Regions from separate parts of the Homo sapiens genome. Here region 2 is linked to region 1. Evidence: read pairs that join two places in POLR2A ChIA-PET (ENCODE). Cell type or tissue: HepG2. All regions are shown on one strand. Region 1 has its middle 7.8 kb from the start of PC. Region 2 overlaps BBS1 (Bardet-Biedl syndrome 1).

Evidence for each region. Peaks named below come from ENCODE experiments on the same cell type or tissue, not always from the same donor. Only the 100,000 strongest peaks of a DNase experiment are listed, where the experiment ranks them.
Region 2: POLR2A ChIA-PET joins it to region 1 with 8 read pairs; 3 of 35 experiments call an interaction of 5 or more read pairs at or near these places.

Annotation. Positions count from the first base shown.
Region 1 is chr11:66,964,185-66,968,184 of GRCh38, forward strand. No RefSeq gene overlaps it. Among named protein-coding and RNA genes, the nearest start is that of PC, 7.8 kb to the left of the region's middle. In HepG2, no CTCF peak of the experiment used is centred here; a DNase peak (open chromatin) is centred at 2,387.
Region 2 is chr11:66,521,109-66,525,108 of GRCh38, forward strand. It overlaps BBS1 (Bardet-Biedl syndrome 1), which reads left to right. Exons shown (of 17, transcript NM_024649.5): 9 at 162-268; 10 at 2,348-2,468; 11 at 2,616-2,774. It also overlaps a transcript of ZDHHC24 not described here. Among named protein-coding and RNA genes, the nearest start is that of BBS1, 12 kb to the left of the region's middle. In HepG2, no CTCF peak of the experiment used is centred here; no DNase peak of the experiment used is centred here.

The DNA of each region.
Region 1 (4,000 bases):
CTGAATGTGAGGCCTCATCTCTATTAAAAATTGAAAAAGAAAGGCCAGGCACGGTGGCTCATGCCTGTAATCCCAGCACTTTGGGAGGCTGAGGTGGGTGGATCACTTGAGGTTAGGAGTTTGAGACCAGCCTGGCCAACATGGTGAAACCCCATCTCTACTAAAAATACAAAAAATTAGCCGGGCGTGGTGGCTGGCGCATGCCTATAATCCCAGCTACTCGGGAGACTGAGGCAGGAAAATCATTGAACCCGGGAGGCGGAGGTTGCAGTGAGCCGGGATCACACCACTGCACTCCAGCCTGGGTAACAGAGTGAGACTCTGTCTCACAAAAAAAAAAAAAAAAAAAATTGAAAAAAAAAAAGTCAGCCAGGCTTGGTGGGGTGTGCCTATAGTCCCAACTACTGGGGAGGCTAGGTGAGAAGATCGCTTGAGCCTGGGAGGTGGAGGTTTCAATGAACCGAGATTGTGCCACTGCACTGCACTCCAGCCTGGGCAACAGAGCAAGATCCAGTCTTCAGACAAAACAAAACAAAACAAAAACAGGAAGTTGCAGCTAAGAGGCTGGGCTGTGGATAGGTAAAAGGACTGGCTTTACTGTTACCCCAGTAACTCTGGGGGGCACGTTGGGAGTAGCTAACCCATCCCTTTGCTTCTTAGGGACATGTTCAGAGGCTCAGAGACAGAAGAGGGCAGATCTCATAATTGACAGAGACTTCTGCAGTCTGAGAACACAGGGGAGACACTGGCCCTTGGTCCACCTCGGCCGGTGGAAGGTCTGACCACCTTGTGGCGATCCCATGATGGGTTCCACGAGCCCAGTGGAATTGTCCAGACTGAACGGCCAAAGTAGGAGGAGGCTGAAAAGACAGGGCGGTTTCTAGGGGTGAGAAGCCATGGGGTTAAAGGAGCCTGGGAACACAGTGCAGGGAAACATTGGAATTTAGGCTCCCTCCAAGCCAAAAATGGTACTTGAGTGGCCACAGGCAAGGGCACAGGGCCACCTCACACACTTGCAGTTTCCACACCACAAACACTCCTGGCCAATGCCTTGCTTGCTCAGTCCATGCTGGCGGGAGAAATCTTTCTTTTGTCATCTCTGGAGTGGGGATTGGAGACATCTGGGTTGTCCTTATGAGATCCTCAGGGTAAAGCCAGGCTTCTGGATTCTAAACACAGAGGGGTGGGCTGTTTCCAGTCTCATAGTAACAGCTGTGTTTTGAGGGATCTGTAGCTTTGTTTTTTGTTTTTTTGTTTGTTGGTTGGTTTTTGTTTTGTTTTGTTTTGTTTGAGACAGGGTTTCACTCTGTCACCCAGGCTGCAGTGCAATGGTGTGATCTCGGCTCACTGCAACCTCCGCCTCCTGGGTTTAAGTGATTCTCCTGCCTCAGCCTCCTGAGTAGCTGGAATTACAGGCAGCTGCCACCACATCCGGCTAATTTTTTTTTTTTTTTTTTGAGACAGAGTCTCGCTCTGTTGCCAGGCTGCTGGAGTGCAGTGGTGCAATCTTGGCTCCCCGCAATCTCCACCTCCTGGGTTCAAGCGATTCTCCTGCCTCAGCCTCCCAAGTAGCTGGGACTACAGGCATGTGCCACCACGCCCAAGTAATTTTTGTATTTTTAGTAGGGACAGGGCTTCACCATGTTGGCCAGGCTGGTCTTGAACCCCTGACCTCAGGTGATCCACCCGCCTCAGCCTCCCAAAGTGCTGGGATTACAGACGTGAGCCACTGTGCCCAGCCAGGATCTGTAGCTTTGTCTGGGAGCTCCCATCCATCTGGATGTCTCCAACCTTCTTGTTCCTAACTGCCCTGTCCTTGCCACCATGCTGTCTGAACTTGCTGGTATGCTGTCCTCCCTACACCCCAATGGTATGAGGTATCATCATTCCTCTATCCCCATCGTGCCTTCCTGCCTGTGCTTGGGCTGTTTTCCTTGCATGGGATTCCTTTTCTCAATAGATTCACCTGATAAACTCTCTTCCTGTCATATCTCTCTCTCTCTCTCTCAAGACTTAACCCAGCCATTGTCTCCTTCATGAAGCTCTCCAAGGCCACTCTCATGGTGTAAGGGGCCCTCTTAGGACTCCCATAACACCCTGGGCATTATTTCTAGCCCAGCACCACACTGCTTTGAAATGGGGTGCTTTGAGGTCTGTCCCCCAAAACGAGTCTGGGAAAGTAGCTCATTTTTCATAGTGCTGCAGAAATGGCTCAATATCCTCCCACCACCTCATCTTCCTTCCCGGCCCAGGGACACTGTCAGAGCCTCAGAAATTCCTCAGAATTTGCTCCTCTCGGTCCATGCCCCCAATTTGACCTGTTCCAGGTTATCATCTCTTTAACTTTTCCCTCCCCCATAAACATGGCGTCCACTGGACTCTGTGGACTCTGCTTGGTCTCTGGGGCACTCCTATTCGCTGACTATTAAACATTTACTATGTGCTAAACTCAACTCTTGTAGAGGTGTGAGGAGGGAATAAGGGACAGAAGATAAACCCAAGAACTATTTTTTTTTTTTTTTTGAAACAGAGTCTTGCTCTGTCACCCAGGCTAGAGTGCAGTGGCATGATCTCGGCTCACTGCAACCTCTGCCTCCTGGGTTCAAATGCTTCTCTGCCTCAGCCTCCCAAGTGGCTGGAATTACAGGCACCCGCCACCATGCCCAGCTAATTTTTTATTTTTAGTAGAAACGGGGTTTCACCATCTTGGCCAGGCTGGTCTCAAACTCTTGACCTCATGATTTGCCCCCCACACCGCCCACCTCCCAAAGTGCTGGGATTACAGGCGTGAGCCACTATGCCTGGCCAATTTTTAAAATTTCTATAGAAATGGGGACTCCCTTTGTTGCCTAGGCTGGTCTCAAACTCCTGCCCTCAAGTGATCCTCCCCTGCCTCGGCCTCCCAAAGTGCTGGGATTACAGGTGTGAGCCACTGCACTTGGCCCACAAACAATTTCAAATTAAATAAATGTATATCTGCACAGTCACTCATCTTACTTCTGGTGAGCATTATTTTTTTCATTTTTTTATTTATTTAAAAAACTTTTTCTAGACAGAGTCTCAGTCTGTTGCCCAGGCTGGAGTACAGTGTCACGACCTCTGCTCACTGCAACCTCCACCTCCCAGGTTCAAGCAATTGCTGTGCTTCAGCCTCCCGAGTAGCTGGGATTACAGGTGTGTGCCCCATACCCGCTGATTTTTGTATTATTAGTAGAGTTGGGGTTTCACCATGTTGGCCAGGCTGGTCTTGAACTCCTGACCTCAGGTGATCCACCCACCTCACACTCCCAAAATACTGGGATTTACAGGCATAAGCCACCACGTCCAGCCGCATGGGTGATTTTTGTATTTTTTTTAGAGACAGGGTTTCGCCATGTTGGCCAGGCTGGTCTTGAACTCCTGGCCTCAAGTGCTCTGCCTGCCTCGGCCTCCCAAAGTGCTGGGATTACAGACATGAGCCACTGCGTCCAGCCTGGGCATCATATTTTCAAGGAGAAAGTCTAGTACTACTAACTGCTAGATTTATAATTTTGTCTGATCCTCCTAGAGGGTATATGAAGACTCAGGCCCCACCCATGGAGGGTAGAACACACATTTGCTGAAGACTTTATGTGCTGGGCTGACTCAACTGGGCTGGATTCCAGGCCCATCACTGACTATGCTTCTGTCATTTCAACGGAGAGAAGAGGAAATGAGGATAAGTTCCAGAGGGATGCAAGGGTGAAGTGCACTCACAAAGGTCAGTCTCCAGGGTAGAGGGCACGCCCCACCCCTGCTGCCCTCCAAGGTCAGTCAGACTTCCAATGTCTAATTCTCAAGGTTCTGGCGAGTGGGCTCTCGGGACTGGGCTCCAACATCATCTTCTCCGAGAGGCCTGCCTAGATCCTCCCCTCCCTCAAACCAGATGTGGTCTCTCATTCTCTTCTGTTCACCAAAACAAGGTCTTGCCCACAGCAGGTAGATGTAGATCACATTCACTGGCTCACTCCTAAGGAACATG
Region 2 (4,000 bases), 440 kb before region 1:
TTGCCCCAAGTTTCCCTCCTGAAAAACTGTATGAGTTTAAACTGGGTGTAAGTGAGGAGATTGGGACTTTAGACCAGGCACTCACTCAGAGGAGTTACTGACAGGGCAGGGAGGGACGGGGGCTCCAGAGAAATTGGAGTGTTTGCGCTTCTTGTTTGCAGATGAGCCTTCCCAGCGTCCCCGTCTTCCTAGAGGTTTCTGGCCAGTTTGATGTTGAGTTCCGGCTTGCCGCGGCCTGCCGCAATGGAAACATCTATATTCTGAGAAGGTAGCCACATCCGTGGTCTCCGGGGCCGGGAGGAACATCTCAGAAAACTGGTGGCTTCAGAGGCTTGCAAGATGAGAGTGGGCTTTAAGGCTGGAATTTGGAAATGCAAAGAGCTGAGAACTTCATAAAGGAGGCTGAGCCCACAAACACAGGGGAGGATACCTGGAGGCTTGTGAGATAGGGGCTGGCACAGTGAGAGACTAGGCTGGGTGGCTATAGTACAGGAGTGATCAGAAATGAGAGGACAGGCTGGGCGCTGTGGCTCACGCCTGTAATCCCAGCACTTTGGGAGGCCGAGGCAAGCGGATCACCTGAGGTCAGGAGTTCAAGACCAGCCTGGCCAACATGGTGAAACCCCGTCTCTACTAAAAATACAAAATTAGCTGGGCATGGTGGCGCATGCCTCTAGCCCCAGCTACTCGGGAGGCTAAGGTAGGAGAATCGCTTGAACCCAGGAGGCGGAGGTTGCAGTGAGCCAAGATCACACCACTGCACTCCAGCCTGGGTAACGGAGCGAGACTCCGTCTCAAAAAAAAAAAAAAAAAAAAAAAGCAGGGGGGTGCCGGGTGCATTGCCTCACGCCTGTAATCCCAGCACTTTGGAGGCCAACGTGGGTGGATCATGAGGTCAGGAGATCCAGACCATCCTGGCTAACACAGTGAAACCCCATCTCTACTAAAAATACAAAAAATTAGCTGGGCATGGTGGTGGGCGCCTGTAGTCCCAGCTACTCGGGAGGCTGAGGCAGGAGAATGGCGTGAACCTGGGAGGTGGAGCTTGCAGTGAGCCGAGATCACGCCACTGCCCTCCAGCCTGGGCACAGAGCGAGACTCTGTCTCAAAAAAAAAGAAAAGGAAACAGATGGGAAGAAATAAAAAAAAATTTCCCATATTTGTTACTTTCTAGGGTACATGACATGACACTTGTTTATGCATTAGTTTAATATTCCATATAAAATGCTTTTTTTTTTTTTTATTTTGTGAGACAGAGTCACAGAGTCTCACTCTGTCACCCAGGCTGGAGTGCAGTGGCACGATCTCGGCTTACTGCAACCTCTGCCTCCTGGGTTCAAGCGATTCTCCTGCCTCAGCCTCCCAAGTAGCTGGGACTACAGGTGCGTGCCACCACACCCAGCTAATTTTTGTATTTTTAGTAGAGACGGGGTTTCACCATATTGGCCAGGCTGGTCTCGAACGCCTGACCTTGTGATCCACCCTTCTCGGCCTCCCAAAGTGCCGGGATTACAGTCATAAGCCACCACACCCGGCCTAACATGCATTTTTTTAATTCAATAAATATTTATTGAGCACCTACTATGCATTATGCAGTGTGTGGTATTAGGGATATATTGATGAACAAGATAAATATGGTCCCTGTCCTCATGGCGAAGACAGATGTATTAAAGTGAAGAAACCAAGATGTTACTACAAATTGGATGAGTGCTATGGAGAAAAAATACAAGCTCAATGGGGAAAAATAACAGGTAAGGGTGATCAGGAACACCTCTCTGTGGAGATGGCTTGAAAGTTAAAAAGGAACCAGTTGGTGAGAAAGTCGGGAAGAGTGTTGTAGGCCAACTCAAAGTGGGAAAGACATTGGCGTGTGCTCCTCGAATAGAGAGGAACTAACTGTACTTTCTGGAAAGGGAAACTAAAATTGAGAGGCCAGTAAACTAAAAACTGCATTGACACAGGGCAAAGCTCTTCATCCTTTTCTCATAATAAAGTGCCTAAGTCCACTTGTCCTGGCTAGTCCAGCCAAAGGTAAACTCACTGAAAACTCTGTTAAATGCTAGATGATCATACAAGCCACCATAGTGAAGGTGGGCGGAAGACAAGACACCATAGTGAAGGTGGGAGGAAGACAAGACACCATAGTGAAGGTGGGAGGAAGACACACTTGATGTTTTCCAAGGCCACACATTTACTAAGGTGGCAGAAGTGGAAATAATCCCAGGGTCATCTGCTTTGGGGCCAGTGTTCCTCCCAGGTGAGTCCATGAGGTTTAGACAGAGGAGGGTCAGCCATAGAAGTGGAGAGGATTTCTCTGGGGCCAGACAGTGTGTTGTTTATTCCACAGAGACTCCAAGCACCCCAAGTACTGCATCGAGCTGAGCGCCCAGCCTGTGGGACTTATCCGGGTACACAAGGTCCTAGTGGTGGGCAGCACCCAAGACAGCCTGCATGGCTTCACCCACAAGGTGCAGCCCCCAGCAAGCAGCAGCCCCTCCACGCCTATGTCCCTAGCCCCCACTTGGCAAGAGAGTCCTCTGGCTTCCCCACCCCAGAAACCGTTCTTTCCACTGTAAGCCCTGAGCCCTCCACAGACGCTGGCTGTTCCCTGCCAGGGGAAGAAGCTGTGGACAGTGCAGATGCCCGCAGCCATCCTGACCATGAACCTCCTGGAGCAGCATTCCCGGGGCCTGCAGGCCGTCATGGCTGGGCTGGCCAATGGAGAGGTCCGCATTTATCGTGACAAGGCCCTGCTCAATGTCATCCACACCCCGGTGAGCCCCATCTCCGGCATCTGCCACTCACTCCTCCTTGCCCTCGTCTCACCTCTGGGGCTTCTTAGCTGCCTCTTCCGACCACACATTGATGCATTTCAAAAACATTTGTTGAGGCCAGGCACAGTGGCTCATGCCTGTAATCCCAGCACTTTGGGAGGCCAAGGTGGGCAGATCACCTGAGGTAAGGAGTTCAAAACCAGCCTAGCCAACATGGCATAACCCCCTTGCTACTAAAAATACAAAAATTAGCCGGGCATGGTGGTGCGTACCTGTAATCCCAGCTACTCAGGAGGTTGAGGTAGGAGAATCGCTTGAGCCTGGGAGGCGGAGGTTGCAGTGAGCCAAGATCAAACCATGGCACTTCAGCCTGGACAACAGAGCGAGACTCCATCTTAAAAAAAAAAAAAATGTGTTGAGCACCTCATATGTACCAGTCACCATATTGGTAGGGGTGGGGGGTAAAATGATGACTAAGTCCTTGTTTTCAGGAGGCTTACAGTCTAAGGTAACAGCCAGCCAGAGACATAGCAAATTTAAAAGGGCCGACTGAAGCAGAGCAAAGTGCTAAAAAGCGCAGAGGGTGCTGAGTGACAAGGGTGGGGGGTGAGATAAATGGGGATGGACTCCATGGGACACTTCACAGAACAAGTGACAGTTCAACTGGGCCTCAGAACAGTTTGTCAGGTGGACAAATGGAGGAAGAACATTCTGCACAGAGAATAGCATGCACAAAGCCTGAGAAGTATGAAGGCTCTTGATTAAGGAATCCAGGTCATTTGATGAGTTTGGACCAGAGGTTTTCAGACTCTAAGTTGTGAATCATTAAATCAGTTTAGTAGATCACAACCAGCAACATTTTTAAAAATAGAATAGTAAATTCAAAGTATGTCACAAGTGAGGGCCAGGCACATTGGCTCACACCTGTAATCCCAGCACTTTGGAAGGCTGAGGCAGGCGATCACAGTTCTGGAACAGCCTGGCCAACATGGTGAAACCCCATCTCTACTAAAAATAAACAAATTAGCCGGGTATGGGCCGGGCACGGTGGCTCACGTCTGTAATCCCAGCACTTTGGGAGGCCGAGGCAGGCAGATCACAAGGTCAGGAGATGGAGACCATCCTGGCTAACACGGTAAAACCCCGTCTCTACTAAAAATACAAAAAATTAGCCGGGCATGGTGGCAGGTGCCTGTAGTCCCAGCTACTCAGGAGGCTGAGGCAGG